2 separate regions of the Homo sapiens genome follow, and region 2 is linked to region 1. Evidence: chromatin contacts called from ENCODE Hi-C or POLR2A ChIA-PET data. All regions are on one chromosome and are shown on one strand. Each heading gives the region's core, a stretch centred on a gene start or an enhancer-like site at or near the end of the contact. The rest is flanking DNA. Distances are from core to core; before and after follow the strand shown.

Region 1 (3,380 bases), core at 522-3,021:
TTATCTTCCCAAATATCTAGAGCCAATGCAACATGCAGGAGACCAAGGCTCTCAGAGATGCCAGGGGCTCACGGAAGGCTCAATACAGAGATTTATCTGAATATGGACTCAGAAAAGGGGTTTCTTTCTTTTTTTTTTGAGACGGAGTCTTGCTCTTTTGCCCAGGCTGGACTGCAGTGACGCTATCTCGGCTCACTGCAAGCTCTGCCTCTCGGGTTCATGCCATTCTCCTGCCTCAGCCTCCTGAGTAGCTGGGACTACAGGCGCCCACCGCCACACCCGGCTAATTTTTTGTATTTTTAGTAGAGACGGGGTTTCACCGTGTTAGCCAGGATGGTCTCGATCTCCTGACCTTCTGATCTGCCCGCCTCGGCCTCCCAAAGTGCTGGGATTACAGGCGTGAGCCGCCGCGCCCGGCCAGAAAAGGGGTTTCTAAGCCCCCTGCCTTGCCCAGAGACAGCTAGATTCTGTAGAGTAGTTGCTAATTTAGGATCCTCTGTACATTACAGCCAAGATGAGGTGTGATCAAGTCCTAAACCTTCCCATTCCCCATTCTGGGGTCACACAGGACCCTCTCCACCTTCTAGGGGTGCTCCCTAGTGCCAGCCCAAGCCCCCAGAGAATTCTTGAGATTTGGCAAGCAGCTGAGGGTCCCCATAGCTAGACAGCACAGGAGGACAGATTGGACCATGCAAATGTGTGTGTGCATGTGTGTAAAACCACTACTTCCCCATTTCAGCTGTGATTTGAGGCCCTGTGCAACGTGAGTTGAGCAGGGTCTTCTTCTGTCCCTTCTACTTTTGGACTCCACCTCCCATGTGGTTTTGCCCAGAGGGTCAGAGAAGGCAAACGTACAGTCTACATCTTCTGTTTCTCTGTGGACTTGACTGTTGTCCTGAGGCTGGGAGGAGGATGCTGAAGTCTCCATGGCTTTTCCTGGAGGAATAACAATAATCAGTAGTTAATATCACCTTAGTTAATATCTTAATATACAAAGAGCTTGGCAAATAAATAAGAAAAAGACAAACACTCAACATTCAAAGGAATAAGAAAAATAATTAACAAAAAAAATGGTAGTTCTGTTGGCAAGCAAGAAGGCCGGGGTAGTGGAGGGAGGAGGGTTAAGGGAGTGGGAATTGGGGTGGTGGGTATTGGTTAGGCAACTAGCAGGGGGCTTCATGAAGGAAATCAGTTTTTATCTGTGCCTGAAAAGTCAGGCACAATCCTTTTTCTTTTTCTTTTTTTTTTTTTGTGGAAACAGGGTGTCTCTATGTTGCCCAGGCTGGTCTTGAACTCCTGGGCTCAAGCAATTCTCCTACCTTGGCCTCCCAAAGTGCTGGGATTCAAGTGTGAGCCACCATGTCCAGCCTAGGTACAATTTTGACAGGAATGCAGATTTGAAGTTGGTGAACCAACTCCAATCCCACAAACATGGCCAACATCCAGGAATGACTAAGCAAAAAGGCAAGGGAATCCTGGGCCCCGGCCGGCCTCACACACAGAGCCACCTGCCACCTCTTGACAGCTACGTGCACAGGAAAGAAGTTTCTTTTAATGGAGCCCATGTGCTATGAGTCTCTGTTATAGCAGCTGAGCCAGGAAGTGCAGGCTTCCTTCTGATTCCTTGCCCTATTTCTTCTTCTCTCAGCTCTGAGGCTGAGACCTTAAATCTGAGAGGAGGTAGATTTACTAGTCTCTGATTCATTTATTTTTTACTTCTTTATTTGAGACAGAGGTCTTGCTATATCACCCAGTCTAGTCTTGAACTCCTGGGTTAAGGCAATCCTCCCACCGCAGCCTCCTGAGTAGCTGGGACTACAGGCACGTGCCACTGTGGCCAGCCTCTGACTCATTTAAACCATGTTTCTCAGCCTCAACACGACTGACATTTGGGACAGGGTAACACATTGTGAGATGTTTAGCAGCCTCCTCCCAGATGCCAGTAGCACTTTCCTGTTCAGCTATAACAATAAAAATGTCTCCAGACATTGCCAAATGACCCCTGTTGTGGGGCAAACATCACCCCCCATTTGAGAATGGTCTAGAGAATCTACCACAAGACCTTGGCAGGAAGCCTCCTCCCCTGTGTCTTAGAGCCAGATTGCCTGGGTTGGAATCCTGCCTCTGCCTCTTCTAGCGATGGAAGCATGGGCTAGTTACTTAATCCTTCACTGTGCCCTGGGTTTCTCATCTGTAAAACGGAGACAGTAATAGTGCTTACCTTATAGTATGTGAAAATGGCAGGACAGTCCTTAGCAGGGCCATTGTGAATGCGTGTTTCCTTCTCTACAGGCCTCCTCTTACCCTTGGACATTCAGTGTCCAGTCCCATCCCTGCTCATCCCCCATCTCGTAGGCCCCAGACTCCATTACCCGTTTTTTTTTTCTGTTTTTTGAGATGGAGTCTCGCTTCTGTCGCCCAGGCTGGAGTGCAGTGGCATGATCTCAGCTCACTGCAACCTCTGCCTCCCGGATTCAAGTGATTCTTCTGCCTCAGCCTCCGGAGTAGCTGGGATTACAGGCGCCACACCATGCTTGGCTAATTTTTGTATTTTTAGTAGAGACGTGGTTTCACCATATTGGCCAGGCTGGTCTCGAACTCCTGACCTTGTGATCCGCCCGCCTTGACCTCCCAAAGTGCTGGGATTACAGGCGTGAGCCACTGCGCCTGGCCTACCCTTTTCTAGAATAAAACTTCCCATTTCTCAGAGCAGAATTCAGCTAGGCATTAGGAAGTCACTAGCCATTAAAATGCATCGATATCGAGATGGAATGACTGACAGCAGAAGCCTCCAGGGCATATTTCTATTTTGAACAGGGTTCTCTGCACGCAACAGGTGACTAGTACATATTCATTGGCTGAGATCATCTCTAATGAAGGCATTTCAGCTAGAGTGGAGGAAGAGTTGTAGAGCCACGTGGGGGAAAGAGAGCTGCTGGCTGATGTCAGATAGACCGAAGTTTACAAAGTGATGAGCTCTTTTTCCAGTCTCATCTCCATCCTGCTCTGTGTCCTGGTCACACACAGCACTTTTGGCTTAGTCCATTCTTTCCTAATGTCAAAATTGCATCTGACCTTCCAAGCACAGGTCAAAACCCACTTCCCTCATGAAGTACTCTTTCAATTGCCTAAACAATACCCATCAACTCTATTCCCCACTCCCCTAAACTTACTCCCTCCACTATCCCTAGCTTTTGTTTTTTTGACAAGGTCTCTCTCTATCACCCAGGCTAAAGTGCAGTGGTGCAATCACAGCTCACTGCAGCCTTGAACTCCTGGACTCAAGTGATCCTCCTGCCTCAACCTTCTGAGTAGGTAGGACTACAAGCATGTACCACCATCCAGGGTTTGTCTCCTTCACTAGATCACGAATGCAGCCT
Region 2 (3,380 bases), core at 270-2,769, 46 kb after region 1:
TCTGAAGAGCTCTTATTTTCCTTATCTAATCACTTTCTTCCTTCTTGCTGATTTCCTACACTAAAATGTAAAGTCCCCAGGGGGCAGGGGCCGTTTGTGTCTAACACCCTGCTGCGTTGCATCCTTGTTGTACAGATCTGCACTGTCCATTATGATAGCCACTACCCATAGTGGGCTATTTAAAGTTAAGTTAATGAAAAATAAATATAATTAAGAATTTGGTTCCCCAGTCACACTAATTCCATTTCAAGTGCTCAATAGCCACATGTGGCTAGTGGCTATCATATTAGATACTATACTGAAGATGTAGAACATTTTCAACATTGCAGTGTTCTATTAGCTTTGGTCTAGAACCTACGTACCTCATAATAACAGGTGTTCAAGGGGGGTGTCAATTTAATAAAGATTTTTTTTTTTTTTTTGAGACGGAGTCTCGCTCTGTCGCCCAGGCTGGAGTGCAGTGGCGCGATCTCCGCTCACTGCAAGCTCCGCCTCCCGGGTTCACGCCATTCTCCTGCCTCAGCCTCCCGAGTAGCTGGGACTACAGGCGCCTGCCACCACACCCGGCTAATTTTTTTGTATTTTTAGTAGAGACGGGGTTTCACTGTGTTAGCCAGGATGGTCGTGATCTCCTGACCTCGTGATCCGCCCGCCTCGGCCTCCCAAGTGAATAAAGATTTCTTTTATCCTTATCTTATGAGTGAGAAAAACATAGCCCAGAGAGGTTGTTTCATTATCCCAAGGTCACACAGCCAGGAAGGAGCCTAGCAGAGATTTGAAGCCAGGCTTGTCTGGCTCTGAAGCACACACTACTCCCTTTCCCATCCAGCAGCCTCCTGGCTGTTTATGGAAGGATTGCTGCGCAGGATATTAAGGGATCTGCAGTCAATCCTGACTCCATCCCAGATTCATTGGCTGTGTGACCCTCAGCAAATCCCTTTGCTTCTCGGCCTCAGTTGCATTGCTAAAAAAATGAAGAAACTGACCCTGCCGTCCTGAGGGTTGGGGATGCGAGGCAGGGGGCCTTGTGTGACTCAGTTCATTCCCCAGATCCTGTCTGGCTCAGGGGCGGGCAAGCATCGTGGGTGAGGGGTCTTTTGGTTGGCCTGACCAGCTTTGGTTGATAGCTCCTGTTTCTTGAATGCCTACAGATGAGAAAGCGGAGGTAAAGTAACTTGGCCAAGGCTACACAGCAGAAGAGGCAGAAGTGGGATTCGAACCTGAGACTCTATGATATTACGTCCATGCCGCAAGACAGAGCTGGCACCTACGGGAATAACAAGGAGGTGGTGGCAGGGTAGTGAGCTCCCCGTCTCTGGGGGTGTGTGCAATCCGGCGCTGCGCTGTCAGCAGGGCAAGGGCTGGGGCCGGGGCCAAGACCACCAAGCCAGGCCCAGGCCCGCCCGCCTCCCGCGGCCGCCACGGCCAAGGCGTGAGCACGGGGCGGGGCGGGAGCTGCTATTTCTGTCTGGTGAGCGCAGCCCGCGCAGCTGGCGAGGGAGGGGGCGCCCGCGCCGCCATATTCCCTCCCGCCGGCCGGCTCCGCGGCGCGCAGCCACCATGAGCACCGCCGCCTTCCACATCTCCAGCCTCCTGGAGAAGATGACGTCCAGCGACAAGGACTTCAGGTGCAGCCCGCCGCCGGCCCCCTTCTCTCCTTCCCGCTCTGAAGCCGGGGGCCTTCTTCCCCTCTCGAAGCGCCAGCCCATCCCCCATGACCATGCAGCCCCCTGCCTCTTCTCTCTTCTCCCTGCATTAAGCTGCCCCCCTCCCCACAGGCCCACTCCTGCCTCGTGGTCCCCACTGGAGCTCCGGCCGTTCTCCCCTAGGGGCCGTCCTGCCCCTCCGCGACTCCAGTCCCTGCTTCGTCTCCCACCGTGCAGGCTTCAGCCCTACCTCTCACCCCCGATCAGAGCCCCGGCTCCACCCCTCTGCACCCTGCCTCGGCCTCTCCTCCCTCGTGTGTGTCCGGCCCCCTTCTTCCCCCGCAGCTGATGCCCCAGCGCCCCCTCCCCCCCGCCCCCACCACCTTCAGCGAGCCCACAGTGAAGCCCTACGCCTCTCCCTGGGGACCCCAGCACCTGCCTCTCCTCCGCATTGAACCCGGACCCTTCCCGGGACCGCAACCCCCAGCTGACTTTCTCACTGGCACCCTCAGTGATGCCTCCTTCTCAACATCACCCGGACCCCTCCCTCCCCGTCTCCCTCCCCTCCTGCGATTGTTCAGACCCAGCCTAAAGGAGGGGGCTGGGCTGAGTCTGGCTTTCCAGTCACAGGTAGGTGATGGTTGGGGTGGGACCTTCTAGGTTTTGTGTGCCACTCTCCTTCCCCACTCCCTTTTTCCTTCTTTCCCCCTCTCACAGCATCACAGAACCACAGGAATAGAGCTGAAAAGAACGGTGGAAACATCTGGTCCAATGAGTTTCCACCTGCATTCCCTGGGGAAACTGAGGCCCAGGGAGGAAAAGGGATTGGCCCGTGGTCTCATGGCCAGTTCTGGCCCCTCCAGCTGAAAGAAGACCTTGGAGACTCAATGAACATTTTTTCACTTTGTCCCCATTTTACAGATAGGGAAACTGAGTCTCAGAGACATGAAGGGCGTAGGTTCAGTCACAGCGAGGAAGTGGGAGACTTAGTCCAAATCCAGGCCAGTCTAATACAGAGGCCAAGATCTTAGTGAGGTCCTCTGATTCCAGCCCCCTGACAGGTGAGGAGACAGACCTGCTCTGGTGGTCTGACTCCTACTCTTCTCCTGCAGCCCATTCCTCAGTACCCCTCAAGAGCCCCCCCACATTAATAGAGCCTGGGATCCAAGGTCTTGGCTTCAGATCCCAGCTGCCGTCACTCACTGGCCGTGTGACCATGGACAAGTAACTTAACCCCCATGAGTCTCCCTGTGCTTCTGTTTCTATAAAATGGGGATAACAGAACCCATCTCTGAGGGTTGGGGTAAGGATTAAATAAGATAGTACATGTGAAATGCTCAGGTTCATGGCAGGCACTAGGTCGGTGCTTCATAAACGGACACTGTTATGATTCTGTGCACATCCAAAATCTGCCACGCCCTGTCCCCTCTCTAGACCTTCACTAGGGGGATTCTTTGCTCTCCCTTGACCTCCTCCCTTCATCTGACAGCTCCTATAACTCTTGACCCCAGGCAGGATTAGGTACCTCCTTTCAGCTCCCATCATGCCTCCCCTCATGTTTCTGCTAGATCACTTTTCAGCCCTGGGAGACCCTGAGCTCCTGGGCCACTGGGACTATGCACTTCCTCTTAGTGCCCCAACACCTGTGCTGAGTACACGGTAGGTGCTTAGTGAATGTTCGCTGGGTCCCAGGCTCCCTACTGTGCACCCCACGTGTAATCTCAGTCCACCCAT

Evidence for each region. Hi-C counts contacts between places; a loop is a spot of excess contacts on that map. ChIA-PET counts read pairs that join two places held with the same protein, here RNA polymerase II (POLR2A). Pooled maps may share reads with other maps.
Region 2: a loop to region 1 is called in a map of psoas muscle, with 4 times the contacts of the local background. The contact joins the promoter of CAND2 here to the enhancer-like site in region 1. A Hi-C loop is called at or near these places in 2 of 168 maps with a recorded cell type or tissue (Calu3 and psoas muscle) and 2 of 50 pooled maps. POLR2A ChIA-PET finds 5 or more read pairs at or near these places in 8 of 52 experiments (H1, HCT116, HEK293 and 5 more).

What each region holds. Positions count from the first base shown.
Region 1 is chr3:12,748,905-12,752,284 of GRCh38, forward strand. It overlaps TMEM40 (transmembrane protein 40), which reads right to left. Exons shown (of 12, transcript NM_018306.4): 2 at 856-936. The coding sequence starts at 928. Among named protein-coding and RNA genes, the nearest start is that of TMEM40, 8.7 kb to the right of the region's middle. RefSeq lists an enhancer at 397-446 and a silencer at 717-866. Within about 2 kb of position 1,772, at least 15 of the 41 ENCODE cell types and tissues checked have a DNase peak (open chromatin) inside an H3K27ac peak, as active enhancers do; they include HCT116 and IMR-90, where a contact is called at or near this core.
Region 2 is chr3:12,795,161-12,798,540 of GRCh38, forward strand. It overlaps CAND2 (cullin associated and neddylation dissociated 2 (putative)), which reads left to right and starts at 1,520. Exons shown (of 15, transcript NM_001162499.2): 1 at 1,520-1,628. The coding sequence starts at 1,561.